Linked DNA regions of Homo sapiens: region 2 is linked to region 1. Evidence: chromatin loops called from intact Hi-C (ENCODE). Cell type or tissue: PC-9. All regions are shown on one strand. Links, peaks and the distances in the headings refer to the core of each region. The heading gives the core; the rest is flanking DNA. Region 1 overlaps CHST3 (carbohydrate sulfotransferase 3). Region 2 overlaps CDH23 (cadherin related 23).

Region 1 (16,557 bases), core at 3,548-11,547:
AGATTCTGAGGTGGGAGGAATCTGTGCCTGGGAATTTTTATAAGTTCCCTAGAGACTACTGGGCAGCCAGGGGCGGGGTTGACAGTAAGAAGCATTGAATTCATGTCAGCAGTTATTCTTATTCCCCACAGCTACTTAGCACCAAACCTCAGTGGCCAGGACTATTCAATAACTGACTGTTGAATTGGACAGAACGGAATCACTCCTGGGGCCTTACACTGCCCTGGGATGGGCGTTTCTCCCTGCTGCACCAGGGCCTGAAGAATGAGGTTCTGTGGGCAGACAGAGGCTCAGGCCTCTGAATCAACCTCACACCCAGAAATGGCTGCCTGGGGGGGCTGGAGTCCTTTCTCCTCCTCAAAGTCCAGTTGAGGGAGCTGACCTGGGCAGAATCTAGTCATCAACGGGCCATTGTTACTGGAACAGAAGTGCTCTGTGCCCACTGAACATTCCCCTCCCTCGCAAAGCTGCTCCCAGCTGAGGGCTGGCTTCTGGAGGGCTGCGAGGCTGGGGAGGGGCCCATGGAGGCCCCAAGGCTACAGAGGAGGAGGCTTAGGGGTGGGGGCTGACAGTCCCTGGTTGGAGAGCAGAAGCAGTTTGGGATACAGGCCAGTCTCCAAAGCTGGCAGGCTGCAAGGCCGAGGTGCTGCCGCGTGATACAATGCCAGGAAAATTTCCGGTTAAAGCTGGGAAACTGGGGACCGCCAGTGAAACCCACCAGACCCCTACCAGAGCCAGCGGGGACAGCCTTCCCCATGGGGCAGTCACGCTTGACCTACCTTCTTCCCTTTGAAAAAACAGAAAGTTGAAACCCACATGCTAAATAGCGCCTTTCATTGCCTTTAGAAGAACAGTGTTTTCAGAAAGGCTGGGAGGGTTTTATGTTCTGCAGGTCTGGGATTTGAGAGGCAGGGAATTCAACTAGGGCTAGGCATAAATGTCCCTTTGCTTAGCAGGCCTTTTCTACATGCAACACTTTATATTAATAGTGTGAGCTGGATTTTAGGAGGGTGGTGTTAAAGATCCCAACGACAATGCCTGACCAGCATCCTCAAGTATCTCAGAGATCCACCGTTCGGATGTTAGCAATCAGCAATTCTCATCCATTCAATAAAGCAAATCCCCTGATGGTCTTTGCCAAGGGAGCATGTTGCCTTAAAAACACCCCAGGAGGGTGGGTCTCAAAGTGGGGTCCCCAGACTGGCAGTATCAGCCCCTCCTGGGAACTTGGTGGAAATGCGAATCCTCAGGTCCCACTCCAGAACTAATGACTCAGAACCTCAGGAGAGGGGAGCAGATTGTTTTAGCACACTCTGCAGTTGAGTCTGATGCACACGAACGTTTGAAAATCGCTGGTCAACAGTGACATTTCTCAAACTGCAGGCTGTGCCAACAATTTGGTAGGTTAAGATAAGCTTTTTTTTTCTTTTTTAAACACAACAGCATTGTGTAGATTAGAAAATATCAGAATGCCTCTGTATCATAATGATAAGCATGAGTTGATAAGCATGAGTTTCTTTTTTCACTTTGTTGCCCGGGTTGGAGTACAACGCTGCAAACACTGCAGCCTTGATCCCCTGGGCTCAAGTGATCTTCCTACCTCGGCCTCCCAAAGTGTTTGGAATTACAGACATGAGCCACTGTGCCCAGCTAAAATATGGGTTTCATAAGGCTTTTGTTTCAGTTATGTGTGGGTGTCTGTGTCTGAGGTTTTAGTCTAAAAGTTGGAAAGCCACTGTTCTAGAGCTGGAATATGCTCACTGAGACTGGCTCCTTTTCTGTAATTTGTCTGAATGGGGAGGTTTTGAAGGCCATGGCCTGAAAGTTCCCCATTCCCTCTTTCCCCATCCGATACAGTCATGTAGGCAGCGGACAGAAGGGAAGGACTGTTTCAGGTGAGACAATCTTTCCAACTCTGGCCTGAAGGTAAATTTAAACTGTGCATTTTCCCTGTGCTTATAAAACTTTCTGGCCCTCCAGCCCCCATGCTCCCACTCCCACCCACCGGGTAGGCCTACTGAGGTGTCTATACGCATACGGACCAAATAACTAAACAGTTCCATCTGGGTGGTGGGAGTGGTGGTGATTTGCTGCATTCTTCTCTGTATTTACCCATTGTACTTGAATTTTACATACTAAGCATCTAGCATTATCACAAAAATAATATTCTGACTACCTTAGATAGAGAAAAAAAATAAAAACAATAAAGTCACTTCCTAAAAAGAATTCAAAGCTGAGAGTCCATCTCTGGGTGGAAATGCAGAAAAGGGAAGGCGGTACCGGAAGGGAGGGTGGCAACCATGAGCCTAGGGCTGGTGATGCCCAAAGCACCACCCCTCCCCCATCTGTGCCTGGCCAAATTCCACCCATCCCTTAAGGCCGAGCCCAAACCCTACACATCCCCAGAGCCTCCCTCCGACTTCCCCCACAGCCATAACCAATCCCCCAGGGGACTAGTCTAACCCCTCTCCTGCCATCTAACCCCTCTCCCGCCATCTAACCCCCCTCCCGAGACTCCGTCTAAAAAAACAAAAAAGAAAGCCCTTTTACACCTCCAATTCTCACAAGAGCCTGGCAGGCAACCTGGGTCCTCACCTCCACCCTCTCCTTCATTATCCAGATGAGAAACAGAGGTCCAGACACGCTGAGCGACCCGCCCAAGGCCACCGGCTGGAGGTTTGAGGCCAGGATGTGAAGGGAGGGCCTCCTACCACACGTTCCTCTCCCAGCACCATTCCTCTCTCTACCTTGCACCATTCATATCACTTTTCACCTTGTATTAGAGGTAACACGTGTGCGCTATCGCTGTATGGCACTGAATAAATATGTAAGGAAAGAAGGAAGAAAGGAAGGAAGGATGCAGGGAGGAGGGAAGGAAAGGGAAGGAACCTGTCCCAGGGCCAAGGAGAAACCTGGTATGTTATTGAACTTCCCCCTTGGCACTGGACTCCCCAAGGTCAGACATGGGGAGGCATCCTGGGGAGGGGTCCAGACATCGTCTATCTGTGCCTCAAACACTCCTGCTCTTGGCCCACAGAGCTGTGCTGAGCAGGGGCCCCTCGGAGGCCATTTCCAAAGGCTCAACAGAGAAGAGGCAGGGCGCCTCCCCTCTGGGTACAAGAGGAGCCCTGCATTCCCTAGAGGCCGGTTCTTCACTGCCCTTTAGACATGGGCTGCTTACCAGGCAGGCTCCTGTGCCTTGGGCTTATCTGCAAAAAGAGTATAAGGACAGCACCTACCACATGGGAGCGCTGTGAGGACTAAATGATCGATGTGTGCGCTTCTAGAACAATGCCTTGCACATAGTAAAGGGTAAAGAAGGTTAACTATGATTACTACTCTTGTTATTAAATGAGCTCTGGGGAATGAGAGGTTGCCCTGCAGAGGAAGGGAGCGGATTGTTGAGTTCATGATATTGTCCGGGGAAGCCTGGCAGCACGGGGTTAGGAATCTGGTGACTGGGGCCCAGCATGTTGGAGATCCAAGCCCAGCTGAGCCACTTTGTTTTTTTTTTTTTTTAAGACGGAGGCTCGGTCTATCGCCTAGGCTGGAGTGCAATGGTGTGATCTCGGCTCACCGCAACCTCCGTCTCCCTGGTTCAAGAGATTCTCCTGCCTCAGCCTCCCGAGTAGCTGGATTACAGCCGCCTGCCACCACGTCCAGCTAATTAGAGATGGGGTATCACCTTGTTGGTCAGGCTGGTCTCAAACTCCTGACCTCAAGTGATCCACCCACCTTGGCCTCCCAAAGTGTTGGGATTACAGGCATAAGCCAGTGAGTCCAGCCCTGAGCCACTTTGTACAGTGTGACCGGGCAAGTGACTGGCTTCTCCAGAAGTCAGCATAGAGGCATAGGAAGGCGTAGGAAGAAGCACAGAGGCAGGTTCAATATGAGGAGGTGGTGGTGCTGTTACTATTGCTGAATGCTTCATGGACTTCACTTCTCAGCCAGTGGCTCAGATCCAGCTGGTGGGAGACCTTCTTTAAAAAAATAAAAAAATCAGCCTGGCCAACATGATGAAACCCTGTCTCTACTAAAAACACAAAAATTAACTGGGTGTGGTGGTGCACACCTGTAATCCCAGCTACTCAGGAGGCTGAGGCAGGAGAATCACTTGAATCTGGGAGGCAGAGGTTGTGGTGAGCTGAGATCACGCCACTGCACTCAAACCTGGGCAACTGAGCAAGACCCTGTCTTCAAACAAACAAACAAACAAACAATCAAGCTCCAGCCTGGGCAACATAGAAAGACCCCTTCTCTAAAAAAAAATTTAAAAATTAGGTGGAGCACACCTGTAGTCCCACCTACTTGGGAGGCTGAGGTGGGAGGATCACTTGAGGTTGGGAGGTCAAGGCTGCAGTGAGCTATGGCTGTACCAATGCACTCCAGCCTGGGTGACAGAGTGAGACCCTGTCTCAAAAAAAAAAAAAAAAAAATCGAGCTTAGGGGACTCCGAATATACAGTCTGGCTAAGAGGCAGCATAGTTTGGTCAGATCACCCTTGCCATGCCCTGACCCCACAGCCCCAGCTGTGGCTACTGCCCTGCAAGACAAGAGGGGACAATGTTGAAGGGGCAGCTGGGAGGCCAGGGTTAGCCCAGAGCCTGAGACTGCTAGGCTTGGAAGCTGAGCGGGCAGGCTGGGGCTGGCCCCATTCATGCTGTGTGGGTGACTGCTCAGGTCTGGGGGCTGGGACTGTGGGCAGCAACACTTTTTGGGAAGGGACAGCCTTAGCAATGATCGTTATCATAATAACAGTCCTCGGGAAGAGCTGGACGCTGCAGGGGGCCCGATGCTATTTCCAGGTTATTTTTCAGGTTGTGCCTCGGTCAACCTAATTGTGAAACAGGGAAGGGTTTTGTTTTAAAGCTGGACAATTTAAACACAGCTTACACACACACACAAAACTAACAATGCTGAGTGTCTGAGTCCGGCATGGGAAAGAGACCACACATAGACTGTTTTGTGCCTTTTCAACTTTGCACCATGGACATGTATTATTGATTTTATACAATTTAATAAAACTAAAACCAAAATAAAAGTAGGTTCCAGTTTTCTATCCGTAGAGGCAAAGTTCTTTTGAGGGTAGCCTCTTGTTTGAGAAAAGTCATTTTAACAAGTCTTTGAATTTAAGCAGAGACAAAGGACAAATCCTATCACAGAAAGGAAAATTTGAGGGCAACTGGAAGAAAAATGGCCCCTCCAGTCTGAATTCAAGGCCTGCCTTCTCTGCAAGAGCAAAGACAGCTCCCCAGAAATTATTACAGCAACCATTGGGCCTGAGCCTGAGGAGGGGTAGTTACTGGTTTGAGTTCTCTCTCTCCTGGAGGGGAGGAATGGCCACCCCTGAAGCCTGATGAGACTGGGGCTGGGGAGGGCAGACTGTGAACTTATCAGCATTCCTGGGGGCTTCCCAGAAATCCTTGGGGTAGGGGCCAGAGTTGTACAAACTACACAGAACTGAGGCTTGGGGTACACTGATACACGCGTTAAAAGGCATGGGGGACCCCTGAAGACAGCAGGCCCGCAGACCCGTGTCCCCACAGCACCTGCCCACTGAGAGCAATGGCAATGTGCTGCATGCTGGGTAATGAGTCACCGCAGTGAGGCCCTTCCAGGGACAAGTACTGCCAGGACCAGGGTGGTGTTGGCATCTGGGTGGAGAAGGAACATTTTCCAAAGCCTGGAAAGGGCCTCTATGGCTTCAAAAGTGCTCCAAGAGCTTTTCTCCTACCCTAGAGGGTCATTTTCCCGAACCACAAAGAGCCAGTGACTGCAGAATGAATCAGAAGTGCAAGCCCCGAACAGAGAATCGAACAGGGCTGTGCTACCCAGTGTCAGAGGGCAAGCTGGCTCCTCCCTCCTCCAGGAAGAAACTGGCCATCTGCCTGCAGAAAGAAGACTTGAGTCTCGGTTCTACCGCGGGAGCTCAGGCCAAGGGAGCTCAGACAGCCAGAAAACTTCTCTAGGCCTCAGTGTCCTCACCTGGAAAGCAAGGATAATCACGCTTCCCTTGTGAAGGTGAGAGGATGTCATTCTGCACAGGGCACGGCCACTGGCCCCTCCACTCCAGCTGGCCTGACTGAGGGCGGCACCGGGAGAGAGCTGTGAGTTGCAGCAGCAGCTGCAAAGGCTGGCATCTGCGCCCACAGACAGGCCAAGGAAGCTGGCACTGGGCCCCTGGCTTGATTCATAGTCCGTTTCTAGGTGTGGCCACCAATGCCAGGACAGGCGCCCCCTGAGCCCCCGTGCTCCTTCCAGAGAAGAGAGTCAACAGACATTTAAAGAAACTTCTCACCCCAAACAGCCGCATGGGTGGGATTTGCACAGCCAGTGAAGCTGGATGTTCTCCTAAATGGATCTACAGACTTCAAGCCACTCTGGGGAGTGACCTACACTTTGAGATGAAAACTCCCTGTACTTCCTGTCTGCACTATACAATTTATCGGGCAAATGTTGGATATGTTCCACCTTCTGTGGTTCTCTGGTGGCTTTATTTGTGGCCGGATGGCAGAGTGGCTAAGAGCACATCTGGAGTTGGACAGTTATGGGTGTGAATCCTGGCTGTGTGGCCTTGGACAAGTTGCCTAACCTCTCTGGGCCTCGGGGATGGCATCTGTAAAATAAGACTACCTCGCGCAATCAGATGGACGAAAATAAAGCACTCAGTTCAAAGATGCTTAGTACAGAAAGAACTCTCAGACACTCAACTGTATTCTGCAGGAAGGCAGGGCCTGCCCGTCAGTCTGAATCTCCTCTAGGTCATGGCATAGTGCTGGTCACATAGCTCTACCAGGCTTTACTTTTTAAAAGTGATCCCACCCAAACAGCAGGCACCATTCTCAAGGAAAAGCAACTCTAAAAGCTCGACACAGGCTTCTGAGCTGTCCCCTCCCCACCCAGAATTCCAATCAAGGGCTTGGCATGGAAGCCCTTCTGGAAGCTCTTCATGCCCATCACCACTTCCAGAAGCTTCTGCCTCAGCAGTGTGTATGAGTAGGGCTGGGGCAGGGGACCCAGGCAGGGAAGGGAGTGGTGGGAAGGTGGGAGACAGTGGCTGGGGAGGAGAACCCAGTGCAGGAAGCTGGAGTGCTGACCTGGCCCTGCTACATGGGGTGTGCGGGTCCCCTTGCAGGACTTGGGGCACTGAGGTCATCAGGAGAACCATAGAGGGCAGACAGCAGGTGGGCGGCAGACAGTGAGACTCAGTGATGTCATGTTTTCCCCAAATGACTCAATGGTTTGCCCTGGGCTATGAATGGTGAGCTGTATGCTGTAGCCTCCAGTCCTCCCTACCCTCCAGGCCCGCCTGGCATCTCTCCCCGTCTCCACCCTGCCCCAGGGACCCACAGTTGCCACATTCCTGCTCTGCTCCTGGCTGCGGCCCCAGCCCAGGGCTCATCCCTGTGATGCCCCTGCCATGTCTCTCCAATCTTCACTTTGAGGGAAGACTCAAGCGACAGCAGACCTGGGTGTTATTACTGGCTCTGACTCTCCCTGACTGAGTGACTTTAGGCAGGTTACTCAACCTCTCTGAGCCTCAGTTTCCTCATCTGTGAAATGGAGACATTGCTAACAACCTTGCCGGGTTGTAGGGGGCTTGGTGAGAATGACTGTGAAGAATCTGGCACATGGCAGGTGCTTAGTGAATGGAAAGAATGACATTCAAGGGCCTCTATGATCTGACCTCAATTTCCTTTTCTAGCTGCATTAAAACATATACCTATATAATAATAGCTCACCCTTCCTGATGCTCAGTGTGCCAGGCACTGCTCTCAACACTTGTATAGAAATACATTTTATTCCCATGTCTTCCCCATGTGGGGGGTACCAGTAGTGAGAAAACTGAGCTCAGAGAAGGTAAGCAACTTGGCCACGGCCACACAGCCAGTAAGTGGGGAGTTGGGGTTCCCGTGAAGGCAGCCCGGCTCTAGAGCCTGTGTGCGTAACCACAACTCCATCCTGCCTGTCTCTCCTCGTGTATCCTATACATTTCAGTTCAGTCCAGCCAGACTCCTCACCAGTCCCTGTCTTCAATCGGAACTTTCCCATCCTCGTGCCTTTGCCCAGCTTCCCTCATGCACTGGAATGCCTGCCTCCTCTAGGAAGGCTTCCCCAAGTCTTCCCTCATGTCCACCTCTGTGGGCTCATCACAGTGGGACTCAAAGGTGGTTACTGGGGCACCCAGCTCTCCTCTCTTCCAGCTTGAAAGTCCCTCCTGTTATCCCACCATCTTGCAGTGTCAGCATGAGCATAGGCGCGCAGGACCTGGACAGGTGATGCCCAAGAACCCAGCACTCTGTGCCCCACTACTTTTGCAAGGACAGACAGCTTGAGGGCTGGAGGTGGGGCCACAGAACAGTTCTACCCACCCCTGGGGAGGCAGCCGGCCAGTAGGGCTTCCTTCTCTCTGCTCAGGGAAACGACTCAGCCACGGCAGGCCTCGTTACTTGCAGATGGGAACTGGACCCTGGGGCTGTTGAATGGCTCTCCACTTGCTGGTGGGGTTGAGCAGTGGGCCCAGAGTGCAGCCAGCCACCAGCCCAAAAACGGGCATCCAGGGCAGGCAGGCAGACAAGTGGCAGGACTGGAGGGGCTTCTGGAAGGGTTTCAGGCTCATCCTCAGTATCCCAGCCCAATACCCATGGGGTAATGACCTCAAGAGGCCATGTGCCGGGGTCCCACTCTTCCTGTCTGTCCCTTCCTTGGCCCACGTTAGCCACCCCTCCCGCTCACCACGACTCCTGCCACCCTCCCCAGACTCGAAGCGCTCCCTCACAGAAGCATCCTGGACTGGGCCTGCCCCACTGAGGGCTCTGTGCCACATCAGTCACTCATTCCTTCCATAATCAGGTAGCAGCATTCACTGCTAAGTCGGGGGCTACAAGGATGGACAAGGCAGACAGCTGTCCTGCCCTTGCACATCCCATTGCCTGGTGCAGACCACAGATCACTGAACCAGCAATCATAATACCACAGGCAAAGGGCAGTGAGGGGGACCTGTGGGCAGCCATGGGGAGGGCCACCACCCAGGCTTCCAGGAGAAGGTGGCATCCAAGCCAAGGGGAAAAGGGGGAAGGAGGGAATGTTCTTGGCAGCTGGGAAGGCTACAGAGAGCAGGGTGTGTGTGTCTGGGAAATTAGGACAATTTGGAACATGGGATACCGAGTCCAGGTGAGGCTGGGGAAGAAATATTTGCTGAAAGGTCACAGGGCCAGACATCACTCGGGGTGGGGTTCCTGTCTTGCTGGAATGGCCACTAGGGAGGCAGAAGTCCCTGGATCTGCCAGCTCCCCCTTGCTAACTGAGACCACACTCGCTGCCATCTGCACCCTTCCTGTGACCAGGTCAGGGCACAGGGGAGTGGCATCAGCAGAGCGGGCAAAAGACCCTGAGGCAGGATCCAAAATGCCCTGCCCAGGGCAGCCGGCAGGTACTGGAGTCAGACCTGGAGAAGGCCGAGGCTCACTGGTAGTGCCCACAATAGGCCATGCAACGCCAACATTGCCAGAGCTTCCCAGTCAGAACGCAATGACATGCACTGGCCACGGTTTGAAAATGAATGCCTGTGTGCTGTTTCTCCTCTCGGTGCAGCCACAACGGGACAGACGCACGCACAGGTGGTACTGAGAGCACAGACTCTGGAGTCAGCTGTGGGGCTCAGGCCCGGCTTTGCCCCTCACCGGCTGTGGCATGTCAGCAACTTATCCAGCTGTCTGCCTCTGTCTTCCCATCTGTAAAATGGTGGGAATAACCGGAGCCACCTCTAGAGCTTCTGGTGAGAACTCGGTGAGGACGCCTTGTAGGTGCTCAGGGCAGTATTAGGCACACCAGCTGCTCTTACTATTATTGTTTCCTGGGCACGCTACCCCCAGGCACCTACACCAGATGCAAGAGAAGGAAGAAAAGTGAAAGAGAAATAGCATGTCTCGGTAAAAAGAAAGCAAGTGGGTGACCTGCGAGGTCACAGTCAGTTCTTCATCCTCTGGTGGGTGACACTGCTTCGTGACTGGCAGGTTCTAGATTTCTATTCTCGGGGCCTCTTCAGACACATCAAACCTGCAGGACAGGCCCTCAGCTTCTCTCCGTGTCTCTAACAAGCCCCTGGAAGTCTCCAGAGGAAAGCCAGGCACCTGCGGCCCTGCCCTGTGGCTGGAGTGAAATTCCTTGCTGAAAATCAGTGTAGTCACAGTGCGGGGACGGGGGTGGCCCAGTGTGTTTTCAAAATATTTCCTCAGATAGCACTGTTTGGCTCAGACACATTAGCACTTTCCAGAATCTTGCAGATGGCGAGGCAGCTGGAGAGGAAGGGAGGAGAGGAGGGGGAAGCGGGAAAGGGTAGGGGAGATGCCCAGGGCTAAATCTCAGGTAGCTGTGTGGGCTGGGGCTGGCACAGGCACAGGCGGGCATCGGCGCAGCATGTGTGAACAGGAACAGCACACACATGACAGAAAGCTGATCAACCTGCAGACTGGTCTGCAGACGGCTAAGCTGTGAAGCCGTCTTATGAACCAGAACTTTTTTCAGAAGCCCAATATGTAGAATACGAACATGTGGACGTGCGGAGCGCAGGACTCACCCCACAACCACCCTCTCCAGAAGCCTGGCAGCAGCAGAACAAAGCAGGAACCAGAACCTTCCAGCAGTGCCCCACTCCCCAAATCCCAGAGGCTTCAGGGCTCGCTGACTCAGCTCAGCACAGCCACAGAGAACGAGAAGGGCCCTCAGCCACTCCCTGGATGCAAGGTGAGGACCCTCCGCTGCCAAGCCCTGGCTCTCCCCCTTCTAACCGGGTGCCTGGTTTTAAAGTTGGTCACTAAGTAAATTGAAGTTATTAAGAGATGGAAAATGTGCTTCCTATCCCACAGACTTAGTCACTCAGAATAGTGCTTGAGTTTCTGGAAATCATTGGTGTGACCTTACACCACCACCCCTGAGCTGATAGGACTCCAGCCCAAAGCAAAGAAACCTGACATTTTTGTCCAGGTAGCCTACAAAGTAAATGAATCTATGAGGGTTTGCTCACAGGTAGGCCCCGTCTTGGAGAGACATAACGGGAAAATTAGCTTTGGTCTATCCACCCTAAAGCAATGTTTAAGAAGCAAAGCTTCTCAGATGCCACAAAATGGAGAAAAGTCTCATCATTCTGCACCATCAAAGTTAAACTCACCAACCAACCAAGACGTCACCGTCTGCCTGCTGGGGAGGGTCCAGGCTTGGGACTGACTCAGAGGGAGCAGGGCTGAGCTGGGACCCCCGGCCGTCTTCTCTCCCATATACATGTTCCTCCTGTGCCCAGCCACCAGCGTCCCTGCAGCACAAGGACTGGCCAGCGGAGGGTGTGTTCCCTGACTTTTGAGGCTCTTAAAGTTAAGGAGGAGGGACTGGGCGGGGAGGGGGCAGGTGTAACCACAGAGGCCAAATAAGAACATCCCGGGCTGGCCTCCGAGGTGGTTGTTTACTTGCGGCATTCAGGAGAGGCTGAACTGGGAACTGGCTTGTTTATTTTCCACACTTTTTCTCCAAATCCTTTTCATAGAGTCCTCTGAAACCTCAGTGATAAATTTCCTAGGGCCCAGGGAAGCCACAGTCCCTCAGCACACAGCCATCTTTGTGAGGAGGTGGTGGGGGGTGAGGGGGATCAAGAGGACGGAGGGCAGCTGGAGACAAGAAGTCACTGGTGGTCAGGGGCTCCCGGGGCCCACCCTGCCCTCCAAGCTGGTGGCGGCCCAGCAGCCACAGGCCAGATTTGGGGCAATAGAGACAGAGGGCTGAAGCGTGTCCACCGGCAAGCACAGAACAAACCGTCCAGGCCTGCCAGGGGCCACCCCACACCCCGCTGTGGAGTCCACGCGCTCAGGGTAGGACCAGCAGCATTCTGTCATCTCTTTAGGCCTTAGAGAAGAAAAGGTGGCAAATATCATTTCTGTTTAACGAATGAAAAGGAGAAGTGTCTCCTCTCCTGAGGCATAACCTCACGAAAGCCAGAGACTCTCTGAGTGTTCCTTCGCAGCAAAGACCCTCTCTGTGCCGCCACTCTAGGAGTTCCCAGCAGAAGCATTCACGGCCCCTCCTGGGGCTTCACCCAGCATCTGACTACATTTCCAAGAACTTCCCATGCCTCAGGCACTGGGATGGAACCAGGGGTACAAAGATGGACAGCCCCGGCCCCTGCAGTGGGGTGGCTTCTCCCCACACCCAGTCCCCCAACTTCCGTCCTGGTCACTGTGTCCCCTCTGCAGTGGAGGGGGAGAGGGCTCCAGTTTCTTTGCAGCTCAGCACTAGGAAGGCTCTAAGAACTCACCCAGGTGGGCTTCCTGTGGAAGGTGGGCAGGGATCAGCTGGGCAGTGCTCATCCAATGCTCTTTGCGTCCTTTGAAGGGCGCCAGCCTTTCCCGTTCTATGGACATCTGTACTGGGGGCTCTCAGGGCAGAGATGAGGGTGGGTGGAGCAGTGAGGACCCTGCCCCAGCAGGGATAACCACTCTCAGCCCTTGGGGCCGGGGATAGAAAATACCACCCCGACTGAAAACGTGGCTGTCCCAGGCCTTTGCAGATGCCTGGCTTCGTGACCTTGGGCATCCACTGCACCTCTCTGAGCCTCATGTCCTCATCTGTAAAGTGGGGCCAACAGATAATTGCTGTCTCCCTGTGGGGCGTGGATGTAAAAGCAAGAGCTGGGGACCAGATGAGCGTGTGGTTATCACCTCCCCTGGCTGCTCCGGCTCTGCCCCATTCTTCTCTCCTGTGGACCAGGTGCTGCTGAGGAGTCCAGCTCTCCAGAACACGTGGCAGGGGTGGGAAGGACAGCTGTGACATGGCCCCTTATGTTCACCAGGTAAATGACAATAGGAGGTGTCAGGTGAAGGCTGATTTCCCCAGGTAATAGATTACCCTGGAGAGGACCAAAAAGGGGAAAAAAATACAGTAACCCATTTGAGGATGTTTGGTCTACCTGGCAATTTCTTCCCTATTCACGGTATGGTCACAAGAGGCAGCTTTGTCCCAACTTCTCAGATAAGCAGTGAGTCATGTCTCACTGGAATTACTGCAACATCTCCCTGTGTGCCCCCCCAAAATCTCCACAGTTTTCTGACTCCAGAGCCACACAGAAGGCTCCAGCAGCCTGGTACCACCCAGCCTTTGATTCCCACAGCCTAAGGTATATCCAGGCTCGGCAGAGTGTATGGAAAAAGAAGAATGCAAGCAGAGGCCCTGGGACCACGTTAGTAAGAAGCATCAGGGCTGTTTCCCTGTTGCCATGGAGAACCAATAAGGGCCTTGCAGACAGCCTGGCATGGTGGAGACAGGGTGGGTTCTGGAGTTAGACAATCTGGGTTCAAATACTGGCTTTGCAATTGCAGCAAAAACAAAAATTGACAAATGGGACCTAATTAAACTAAAGAGCCTCTGCACAGCAAAAGAAACTATCAACAGAGTAAACAGACAACCTACAGAACAGGAGAAAATATTTGCAAACTATGCATCCGACAAAAGTCTAATATCCAGAATCTATAAGGAACTTGAACAAGTTAACAAGCAAAAAACAACCCCATTAAAAAGTGGGCAAAGGACACAAACAGATACTTTTCAAAAGAAGACATACATGTGTCCAACAAACATATGAAAAAACGGTCAACATCACTAATCATTAGAAAAATGCAAATCAAAACCACAATGAGATACCATCTCATACCAGTCAGAATAGCTATTATTAAAAAGTCAAACATTAACAGATGCTGGCCAGGTTGTGGAGAAAAGGGAGTGCTGGCCAAGCGAGGCGGCTCATGCCTGTAATCCCAGCATTTTGCGGGGCTGAGGTGAGCAGATCACGAGGTCAGGAGATCGAGACCATTCTGGCCAACATGGTGAAACCTCGTCTCTACTAAAATACAAAAAAAAAAAAAAATTAGCCACGCATGGTGGTGCACGCCTATCAGGGGGCTGAGGCAGGGGAATTGCTTGAACCTGGGAGGTGGAAGTTGCAGTGAGCCAAGATCGCACCACTGTACTCCAGCCTGGTGACAGAGCAAGACTCCATCCCACCACTCCCACCAAAAACAAAAAACAAAAAACAGAGTGCTTATACACTGCTGATGGGTATGTAAATTAGTTCAGCCATTGTGGAAAGCAGTTTGGAGAGTTCTCAAAGAACTCAAAGTAGGATTACCATTCTACCAAGCAATCCCATTATTGGGTACATACCCAAAATAATATAAATTGTTCTACCATAAAGATACATGCACACGTATGTTTATCATAGCACTAGTCACAATAGCAAAAACATGAAATCAACCTAAATGCCCATCAACGGTAGACCAGATAAAGAAATGTGGTACATATATACCATGAAATACTATGTAGCCATAAAAGAGAATGAGATCATGTCCTTTGCAGCAACATGGATGGAGTTAGCGGCTATTATCCTAAGCAAACTAACACAGGAACAGAAAATCAAGTGCCCCATGCTCTCACTTAGAAGTGGGAGCTAAACATTGGGTACATCTGAACGCAAAGAAGGGAACAACAGACACCAGGACCTACTTGAGGGTGGAGACAGTGGGGAGGGTGAGGATCAAAAACCACCCATCTCGGGCCTGTGCAGTGTGTCAGACCTGTAATCCCAGCACTTTGGGAGGTGGAGGCAGGCAGATCGCTAGAGCTCCAGAGTTTGAGACCAGCCTGGGCAACATGGTAAAACCCTGTCTCTACAAAAAATACAAAAAAATTAGTCAGGCATGGTGGTGCCAGCTACTCGGGAGGCTGGGGCAGGAGGATCACCTGAGTCCAGGAGGTCGAGGCTATGGTGAGTGGCAGTGATCGTGCCACTGCACTCCTGCCTGAGCAATAGAGACCCTGTCTCAAACAAACCCAACAACTACCTATTGGGTACTATGCTTACTACCTGGATGATGAAATAATCTGTACACCAAACCCCCATGGCATACAATTTACCTATGTAACAAACCTGTATACGTACCTCTGAACCTAACATAAAGTTTAAAAAAACCAAATACACAAACACTGGCTTTGTCTCTCACTACCTGTGTGACATTGAAAAAGTTACTTAACTTTTCTGGTCCTCAGTTTCCTAATCTGCAAAATGGAGATGAAATGCTAACCTCATAGGGATATAATGATTTAATTAGAAAATGTATACAGAACTCTCGATTCACAGAGGGCATAATGAAGGTGGAAAGGTGATATAGGGAAGGAACTGGCTGCAGGGTTCCACCTGAAATTGGGGGTGCCCAAGCCCAGATCACCTCCTCTTTCATCTGAGGCCAGTCCTTGGTGCCGCCCACATGCCTTGCTAATTTCAGCATTTAGAAGTTTGAAATGCACACTGAACCTAGTCAGAGCTCTTCACAAGGGGGCAGGGGTGGGGAATGACACATTTCTTTTGGATGACATGCCCAGGCCACCCCCACATCTTTGTGCACTCTCAATCCCAAGACTACTGGCAATCCAGTTCCAGGAACACGAATGTTTCTGCTCCTCTGGGAAACTCATGCAAGCTGGCACAGGAGAACCCACAGCAATACTCAGTACAGGGACTGTGACCACTGCTCTACCTGCTGCCACCACAGAGCCAAGCCACTGCTGCAGAACACAGCTCCTAGACCCTTCATGAGACCCATCTCCAGCCAGGCCATCAGGAGCCAGGAAGAAAAACGGCTGCCCCCAAATTCTACATGTTCCCATGTTCCTCCTACCCCCAGCACATGCCCAGCAGCACGGCCCATCTCTTTCTCCACTTACCCACCCCTCTTCTCCAGCAGCCAGGAGATGGGAGGGTTGATGGAACCAACCCCTCTCTCTGCTGCAGATCTAAAGTTATTCTTCAATTGAGACCCCACAGAATCTGCCAAACAGCCTGCCATCTACCAAAACCCACATCAACCCCATCTTAGCCAGATACAGAAATGAAGCTTTTCCTGCTGCCCTCTTAGAGGGGCAGAGGCCAATGATGAGCTCCAGTCTCCCAAGGCCAGCCCACGGGACACAGTGGAACACACAGTGCCTGGGCCACTGGCCCAAGCAGATCAGGCAGGGCTCCTAGGAGCTACTCAGGCCCCCTTCTCTGCTGGAAAATCAATTTCAACCCAGCAGAGGCCCACTGGCCTTGCCGCACAGTGAGTCCATAATGAATGATAATTACCGGTGTCATTATTCATCAAGCAAGTACTGACTGAGTGCCCACTGTGCCAGGCACTATGCTAGGCCCAGGACAATCCCCCGTACATCCTGGGGCCCAGCAACACCACGCATCAGAAACCAAACACAACTTCAGGTGCAAGGAAAATAATGAAGGCGTCAGGCCTGCCTTGGTTTCTCCCTAACCTTTTAGGCTTAAATCCCCCCACCTCCCCTTACCCCGTCCACACCCAGGACTGGAATCTGCTCACCCGGTTCCCTTGGAAGTCCCTGGAGGAAGCACATCCGCTGGGGGGAAGGGTCCCTGCTTCCCTGGAAGACTGTCACGGCCACTACCCTTCTGTCTAGCGCAGCAACGGCCTGCCAGCCTCTTCCACGCTGCTCACAGACCCTGGCACG
Region 2 (8,000 bases), core at 1-8,000, 210 kb after region 1:
TATTCAGTCTCCCTGAGCAAGTTCCCCTCCCTCTAAAGTGGGAAGATGATACCACCTCCCTTGGAGGGCAACTGTGAAGAGCCAATGAACGAACACTTAACACAGCACCCGGCTCCTCGTGAATACTGTGTAATATTATGGTATTTCTTGGCTTCTGCAGGCCACATGCCATTGGCTTTCTATCTAAGCTGCTTGCTCTCTACAGGGCCTAATGGAGTGCCCAGGGCCTGGGAAGGCATTGGTGAGCTTCACTGGGACTAGATTCTCCAAAGCCTGGAGTATGAAGGGTGCATGGGCTGCGTCCAGCTACCTGTGAGCCCCTGTAGGCCCTCACAGTCTGAAATGCCCATGGAGGTGCCTACAGGTTCTCTTCTTAAAGTTGTCAGGAGATGGGGACATTGCAACTTGAAGGCAAGCCTGGCCCTGGGTTTGCTTATCTTGGTGGATCTTTCTTACATCTGATCTTTTTACATTCGGTCCATTCACTTTGGCTGGCCATCACCAAAGACAAAGACAGTGGCCACCATCTTTCTCATCAGTAATCCAATAATGAGGTTGCTCTGCTACTTACCAAGCCAAGCAAGCCCATTCCTTTAGCCTTTCTGCGTAGGATCTTATTTCCCATGGGGACCTGGGGTCAAACCCTGCCTCTGCTGTTCACTCATCATGGGAACACAAACACACACTTCCCCTTTGTCTGTGCAATGGACAGGTTGGGTGACGTGGTCTCAGTGAGGCTGACCACCCTCCTCTGAAGGTTAATTCCATGATGGTGTTTCCCTAGCTTCAGTCATTTGCTTATCACCTTTGTGATCTCTGCAGTGTCTGCCTTTCATAATATTTACTTATTTTTTTCTTTAAATCTACTCATTCTTTTATTTGAGTATGTAGATCTTTAAAAGGAAACTTTTTATCGCTGTCATTAGTGGAAAGCCAGTATCACTTGTCATAAATAGAACAAAACCATAAAAGAACGTAACAGGAAAACCATATAAGGGTATTGAATTCTAGTTGGAAACTTTAGCCTGGGAAGGCTCGGAGTCTGAAAACTGCTGCTTTCCCTTGCAAAAAATTAAAATAAAATAAAATTTAAAAAGAAAAGGAGATTAGCAAATGTTTTAGAGACATATTAGCATCAAACTGAGACTTTCTCTTTGATGTAATCAGGACTGAAATAATTGTAAAGGGAATAACCTCTTCTATATATGATTCAATGTTATTTAATGTAAAACCAAAAGTAAAACTATGTGGTAGACGTGGCCAGGCAAGCTGGGCTTTCATTGGTCATGACATTTGTCCGTCTTCAAGAAGGAGGTGGGGCCTCCAGTCAGTCCCCAGCTACCTCTATTCTCTAGAGAGTAGTCAGATGGCACCAGACCTCCAGAGGCTGACTACCTGGGTTCAGATCCTGACACCATCACTTATTAGTTGTGAGGCTGTGGGCAAGATACTAATCTCTCTGTGCTTCCGTTTTCTCATCTGTAAAATGGAGATGATACTAGTACCTACCTCATAGGGTGGAAGGATTACATAAACTAATCTATGTAAAAGTGTTTAGAATGAGGCCGAGCACAGTGGCTCATGCCTGTAATCCCAGCACTTTGGGAGGCTGAGGTGGGAGGATCTCTTGAAGCCAGGAGTTTCAAGCCAGGGGACCAGCCTGGACAACATAACGAGACCCCATCACTATGAAAAATTTAAAAATTAGCTGGGCATAGTGGCATGTGTCTGTAGTCCTAGTTGGGAGGCAGGGGTGGGAGGATAACTTGAGCCCATGAGTTCGAGGTTACAGTGGGCTATGATCTCATTGTCACTGCATTCCAGCCTGAGTGAAGAGCAAGACCCTAGCTCACTAAAGAAAACCAACCAAACGGCCAGGCACAGTGGCTCACTCCTGTAATCCCAGCACTTGGGGAGGACGAGGCGGGTGGATCACATGAGGTCAGGAGTTCAAGACCAGCCTGGCCAACGTGGTGAAACCCCGTCTCTACTAAAAATACAAAAATTAGCCAGGCGTGGTGGCGGGTGCCTGTAGTCCCAGCTACTCGGGAGGCTGAGGCAGGAGAGTTGCTTCAACCTGGGAGGCGGAGGTTGCAGTGAGCTGAGATTGCACCACTGAACTCCAGCCTGGGCAACAGAGCGAGACTCCATCTCAAACAACAACAACAACAACAACAGCAACAAAGCCAACCAAACAAACAAGCACTTAGAATGATGCCTGGCACAGAGTAGTAGGGGGCAAAAAGACTTGAGCTGGACCCTGAGGACGTCTTCACAGCATAGAAGCGTGAGGGTGGCTGGCTGGAGCCGGGAGCCTGAGCTGCACACAGTCCTCCTCCAAAAGGGCCTGGGGAGTCTGGGAGGGGTTCATCCACAGAAGCATCCACGGGCCGGGACCTCTGGCCAGCTGCCTAGGCCCTCCCTGGGGAGGCATGCTAGCCTCCAGCTCCAGCCCCGGATGCACGGAGGCTTTCCCAAGGTGCTGGAAGTGCCGCTTCCTTCAATAGAGCCTGGCTTCCCCTTCCCAGCCCCCTTGGTCTGATGTGAATGGACACTTCCTGCGGGGGCAGGTATCAATAAACACATCTGAGATGCCCTTTGTCCTCACTGGCCAGAAAGCCCCAGGGCAGACTTGCTGGCTTCAGGCCCTGAGCCTATGCCTTGTGACGCTTCCTTTCTTAGCCTTGGCAGCCCCAGTCCTGATTGATCCATGCCTCTGTTTCCCTCTGCATCTTGATAAAGACAGAACATAGTCTTTTCCTACAGCCCCAGCCCCAGCCTGTGGACCATCCTGGGGGATGGGGCCTGGCGGGGAGCTGGAACCAGGTCCCATTCTCTTTGGGATGTCCTGTGAGACCAAGGACGGGACCTTTTGCATCTAGTGCAGGGCCAGCCACAGCAGGCAATTAATAACTGTTTACTTGACAACCTCTAGCAGCTGGTCAGAGTTCAGCTGTTTGGGTGGGGCTTCCTAGGCCCGACTAACCAAGCTTGGGTCCCACCTCCAAAGGCTAGGGCGTTGCCTTGGCGACTGTGGGCTAAGCTCACGCCCTGTCATGAAAAATACACAGGCCTGTCCACACCCACACACACCCATCCCGTGCACACTCACAGGGGTCACCCGGGGCCTGCTGGGTGGAGAGAGGTGAAGGTCACAAAAACTGGCATTCTGAGAAGATGCCAACAAGAGCTCCTTTCCCTTGTACTGGGACAGAAACATCTGAGGGTGCCACAGCTAGAAATCTCAGGCACAGGTCCAGGCCCAAGTTCTGAGCAGATGCCCCTGATGGAACTCTGCATCCCCACAGCCTCCCTGCCTGGGCCTGGCCCATGTTAGGACCTTGGTAAATATTTGTGGAATGAAAGAATGATGTTTTCAGCTTGGGTCTGAGGCAGAGCAGGAATGTTGCACGGAGGGCGTGGAGGTCAATGCACGGTCAGTTCATTTTTTCTAAATAGCTGAAGGATGAGGCATCAGCCCCGCCTGCCCACTGGAGGGTTCTGGAGAGGTGGGTGGCTCTTCCTGTCTGCAGTGCTGGCCTGTCCAAGGTGTGAATCTCAGCTCAGTCACACAGCACTGTGTGGCCTTGGGCAAGTCACTTCTCTGAGTCTGTTTCCTCATCTTTAAAATAGGGATGATACCACCCATGTTGGGGGTGTTATGAGAACTAAATGTGACAGGTATAAGATGCTCAGCAAGAGCCTAGCACATAATACATGGTCATAAGACAGCTCTTCCCTCCTGCCCACAGGATTTTAGAGCTGGCAGCCCTCAGGTTAAGATGAAGAAACGGAGGCTCAGAGAAGGGTGGGATCTGCCCAAGGGCACACAATGAGGGCACAACTAAGTGGACACTGAGGCCCCAGGACGTTGCAATCCAAGCGAGAGTTTTACTCCTGAGACTCAGGCTTTCCCAGGTTCACGGCACTCTTCCTCTAGGTGGCCCTGCCTCCTTACCTGGTGGCAGGTGGCGGGTGGCGGGCGGGGGGCCTGGGTCTTGACAGCAGCACGGCAACTGGACGGTTCCCGCCTGGCACATGCTCAGGCCCAGGCCCCGGGTCATTTTCCTGTCCCACATGCTTTTGGCCACCCTGGAGCCAGGGGCTTTCCTCCCCACCCACTTTTCCCGGTCTCCGACAATGACCCAGGTGTCCAAAAGGATCTGCTCCTGACAATAAGCAACATCCTCTCGCCAAAGAATTGTAATTTTAGCCGGGCTGCACAGCTTCCCTGACAACACACAGGCATGTGCACAGATGTGGAGTCCGCGGGGCACGTGCAGGCCCCTCTGCGTGCTGTGCGCTGCCCCTCTCCCCCATGCCATGCCTTCGAGTGTCCTCCTAACGACAGGCTGCTGTGGGCCTTGTCCCAGCTGGAGTCTCAGACACAGTAAATGGGGTGTTTTCTGGCCTTCCCTCCCTCCCCAGGACAAACCCCTGTGGACCCTTGGTTTGTCCTGTCCCTCTGGCTTGTCCTGGACCCTCTCCTGTCTGGCCCTCTTGCTTGAAAACTGAACATCCTCCCCTGCTCCCCAAACTTGAATCCTAAGACAGCTTTTTTCTAAAAGGGGAACAACTCCTTTGGGACCTGTGGGATGGGTGGCCAGTGTGTGAGGGGTGGGGAGGTGTGGGGGATTGAGCAATGCCCCCTCTCCCGTACTCCCTGAACTCTGCTTTCTCTCTGATGCACCCACCCGCCGTGCATCTCAAGGAAGTTGCCTCCAGGGGAGAACATCCCTTCCCTACTGCTGCGGGTGCTATGGGTACAATCCTGGGGTCATTAACCCCATTGCTTAGACCCTGAGGGCTCCCAGCCTGGTGCCCTGCCCCACCTTGTTCACAGGGACACTCAGGCCAACAACCACGCTAGCCCCACTTGTCCACACCTCTGTCCACTTGAGGGCCCCCAACCCCACCCAGCTCAGCTTTGCGCATCTTGCTTTGGCTGCCAGCTCTACTCTGCCTGCCCTGCCATACCCTCCTCTGGCCTGCAGCCCCGTGTCTGCTGAGCCAGCCCTTTGGCCAGCCCCCAAGGTATGTGTGCTGGTGGTAAATACTACCGTAGCTGAAGCTGGAGCTGAATTCAGCTCCCAGCCCTGGGGTGGCTCTGGGGTAGGAGGTGATGTCAGGCAAAGGGAGAAAGGGGCAGAAGCTGGGAGAGGTGCTGGTGGGACCTGCCACATGGCCTGCTGGGGAAGGGGGCAGCACAGGGCCCCCTTGGGGCAGGTTTTGTTTCTTCCTGGGAGTACGTGGGAGAGCCCTTTCCCTAGGTCCTCCTCACTTCTGTTTCCCGGCAGAGCCATAGTTTTGCAGCTACACCCACCCCACTCAGGTGTGAAGGGGAAGTCCAGGCCAGCACGGACAAAACCAGGGGCACAGCCAAGCTTCCTGGGGCTCCTTTTCCACTGAGCCTGCTGCAGGGGTAAGGGCAGTGGGTTAGCAGAGGAGAGTTGGCTAGTCCCTGCACTGCCAGGCTTTCCCTGGGGACCCTGGGTGGATCATCTCCTCTCTTGAGTCTGTGGGTCAGATTTGTAGCATAATGGGTTTGGGCAGTAGAGTCCCATGCCAGCTAGCCCAAGAAGCCACACTCATTCATCACAAACTCAAATGTCCACAGGACCAAGAAACCACGGTGAGAGAGTGAAGCAGGCCAGGTGGAATTATTAGGGAGTAGTACGGACGGACTCTGGCGAACTGGAGTGCCGGTGCCCCCCAAAAGCTGCTACTGAGCCCCAGCTGACAGTTGCCCTGTGGGAAAGCTGGTTTAGCATTATCTTCTGATTTTCTAAGGAGAGCTGGAAGTCAGAATTTTCATGTCAAATTCCTGGTTTTTAAATGTTGCCATCTCAAGAAAATTAAAAAGATTTTGAGGATCCAATGAAATATGTGTGAAGGCTGGATGTGGCCTGTGGGCTCCCAGTTTCTGGCCTTTTTTTTCATCAGTATAGTGTCTATGTGTCTGAGTTTAATTCTAGCTCTAGCACTTGCTTGCTGTGTGATCATCAGTGAGTTACGTAAGTTCTCTGTGCCTTAGTTTCTTCATCAGTGCAATGGGAATAAAAACAATACCTTATGGCATTGTTAGATATGCCCATGAAACCCTTAGCGTAGTGCACAACACATGCTGTGTCTTCTTATTACGGTTCTGCCTAGATCCTGCGTTACCTGAAGTCCCCCATGCTCCAGGCTTTGAGATCATACCCTCTGGAACTTTGGAACTTCAGTCCAACCACTTTCCCTTTCTGGGTCTCTGTGTTTCTGCCTGAAAAGGAGACCTGTATCTTGCCAAAGAAGTTCTGAAATCTCTGCTCACCCTGACAATGACTCCAAAAATCTGGGGCTCCCAGACTTGGCTCTCTGCCTAAAACTCCACTCTTGCAGACATGCCGTTTGGGGCTTTGGTGCCTTTGGAGACTCTCCTTTAAACACAAGCGCCCCAGGATCGGATCACAAGTTGTTATCAGTCATTCACACCTTAGCAGGAAAGACTTTAAAGCTGGCTTCTCCATCCCACTGTGCTTCTCACTCCTAGGAGGCACTTCTTGACTTGCTGAATGAATTAGAGACCTGTCTAGCTCCCAAGTACCAAGCGCCGACTACTCGCATGGCACTTACAGAACACTTCATGTGAATTATTACTAACCGTTGCCTCAACTCTGCCAGGGAGATGTTTTCATTTCTGGGAAAAACATCTGTGAGTGAGGAGTCGGGGCTCAGCGTCTAAGTGGCTCACAGCTACTGGTCCAGTACAGGCTGGCCAGCTCCAGAAGCCCCACCAGGCTGCCTCCCTCCTGGCTGGGCAAGGCTTTCAGCTCTTCCAGTGGGTCCCAGCCTGCCGCCGAGGGTCCTGGGCTCTAAGGGCAGGGAAGGGGCATCTGAAGGAGGATGTGGCATTATATTGGTTCTGGGCAATGCCCCTGGCTGGGGCAATGAAAAGGATGTATCAGTTTGGATTCTGTACATAGTTCTAACCCTCCTTCCCTCTCTGCTAGACCCACAACAGCCTGACATGCCATTTAAAATAAAAATACCACTGGCCGGGCGTAGTGGGTCACACTTGTAATCCCAAGACTTTGAGAGGCCAAGGCAGGAGAATTGCTTGAAGCCAGGAGTTCAAGGTCAGCCTGGGCAACAGAGGGAGACTCCGTCTCAAAAACAAATAAATAAATAAAAATAACACCAACGCATAATAATTATAGCTATCCCTCAGATGTCTGCAGAGGGCATTAGAGCTCACATCTTGTGTTCTCATCTTTCCCTCATCTAGTCCTTTTGCAACCCTGCATTGTAGCCAATAGTTTTCTCACTGCACAGAGGAGGAAACTGAGGCTCATACAGTTAGATAGAAACGCGGCCTCTATCCAATATTCTGTTTTCAAAAGCTCATGGTTTTGAGGGTCAACCCAATTAAATGCTGGAGGATTGGGATAAGGCAAAGTGGACCAGGGAATTGCTTCATTTGCTTGGTGAAAAAAACCAAACAGAACTAGACAGTTTTCTAAGTTTGGCTGGAAGGACGTGCATGGATGAGATGACCTTTCATATACTCTCTGTCCCGGTCCCTCAGACACTGGGTTTTCCCATTTTCACACTATCTTGCCTAGGACACCCTTTCTACTGGCTGAAATCCTATCTATGCACCAAGTCCAAAGACTCTCCCTCCTTCAGGAAGTCCCTGACTGTCCCCAGAAGGCTGTTTCCTCCCTCCTCCAAGTGCCCTGAGGGCTGGCATTGGATTGCCTTTGCCATGGGGTTCTGCTGTCGGGAATGCAGGCCTCGTCTGCTCAAGGGGAGGCCATGCATTCAGCATGCAGGTGAGATGCAGCACCTGGCCCAGGCCTTGCACACGCAGGTGCTCTCTTAGTGCTCCCTGGCAAGGATGGGAAGGCATGTTCAGTCCTAGGAGTAGGAAGGGGCAGAGGTGTTGATGGCCCCTACAGAGCGGCCAAGGACAAGGAGCTGCTGTTCGAAACAGCCTTCCTGCTCCCCAACCTGCCTCC

Evidence for each region. Hi-C counts contacts between places; a loop is a spot of excess contacts. Peaks named below come from ENCODE experiments on the same cell type or tissue, not always from the same donor. Only the 100,000 strongest peaks of a DNase experiment are listed, where the experiment ranks them.
Region 2: it touches region 1 in a loop (10-fold over the local background); 3 of 110 quality-filtered maps call a loop at or near these places.

The regions. Positions count from the first base shown.
Region 1 is chr10:71,965,328-71,981,884 of GRCh38, reverse strand. The region is part of intron 1 of CHST3 (carbohydrate sulfotransferase 3); the gene reads right to left. Among named protein-coding and RNA genes, the nearest start is that of CHST3, 9.2 kb to the right of the region's middle. RefSeq lists enhancers at 2,455-2,956, 7,955-8,454, 11,217-11,760, 11,761-12,304. In PC-9, for the core only: CTCF peaks have their summits at 11,231 and 11,438; DNase peaks (open chromatin) are centred at 5,634, 7,244 and 11,384; H3K27ac peaks cover 2,833 bases.
Region 2 is chr10:71,762,343-71,770,342 of GRCh38, reverse strand. All of the region lies in intron 38 of CDH23 (cadherin related 23), which reads right to left. All of the region lies in intron 1 of VSIR (V-set immunoregulatory receptor), which reads left to right. Among named protein-coding and RNA genes, the nearest start is that of VSIR, 7.2 kb to the left of the region's middle. RefSeq lists an enhancer at 2,807-4,006. In PC-9, for the core only: no CTCF peak of the experiment used is centred there; DNase peaks (open chromatin) are centred at 2,552, 2,992, 3,442 and 4,792; H3K4me3 peaks cover 946 bases; H3K27ac peaks cover 6,184 bases.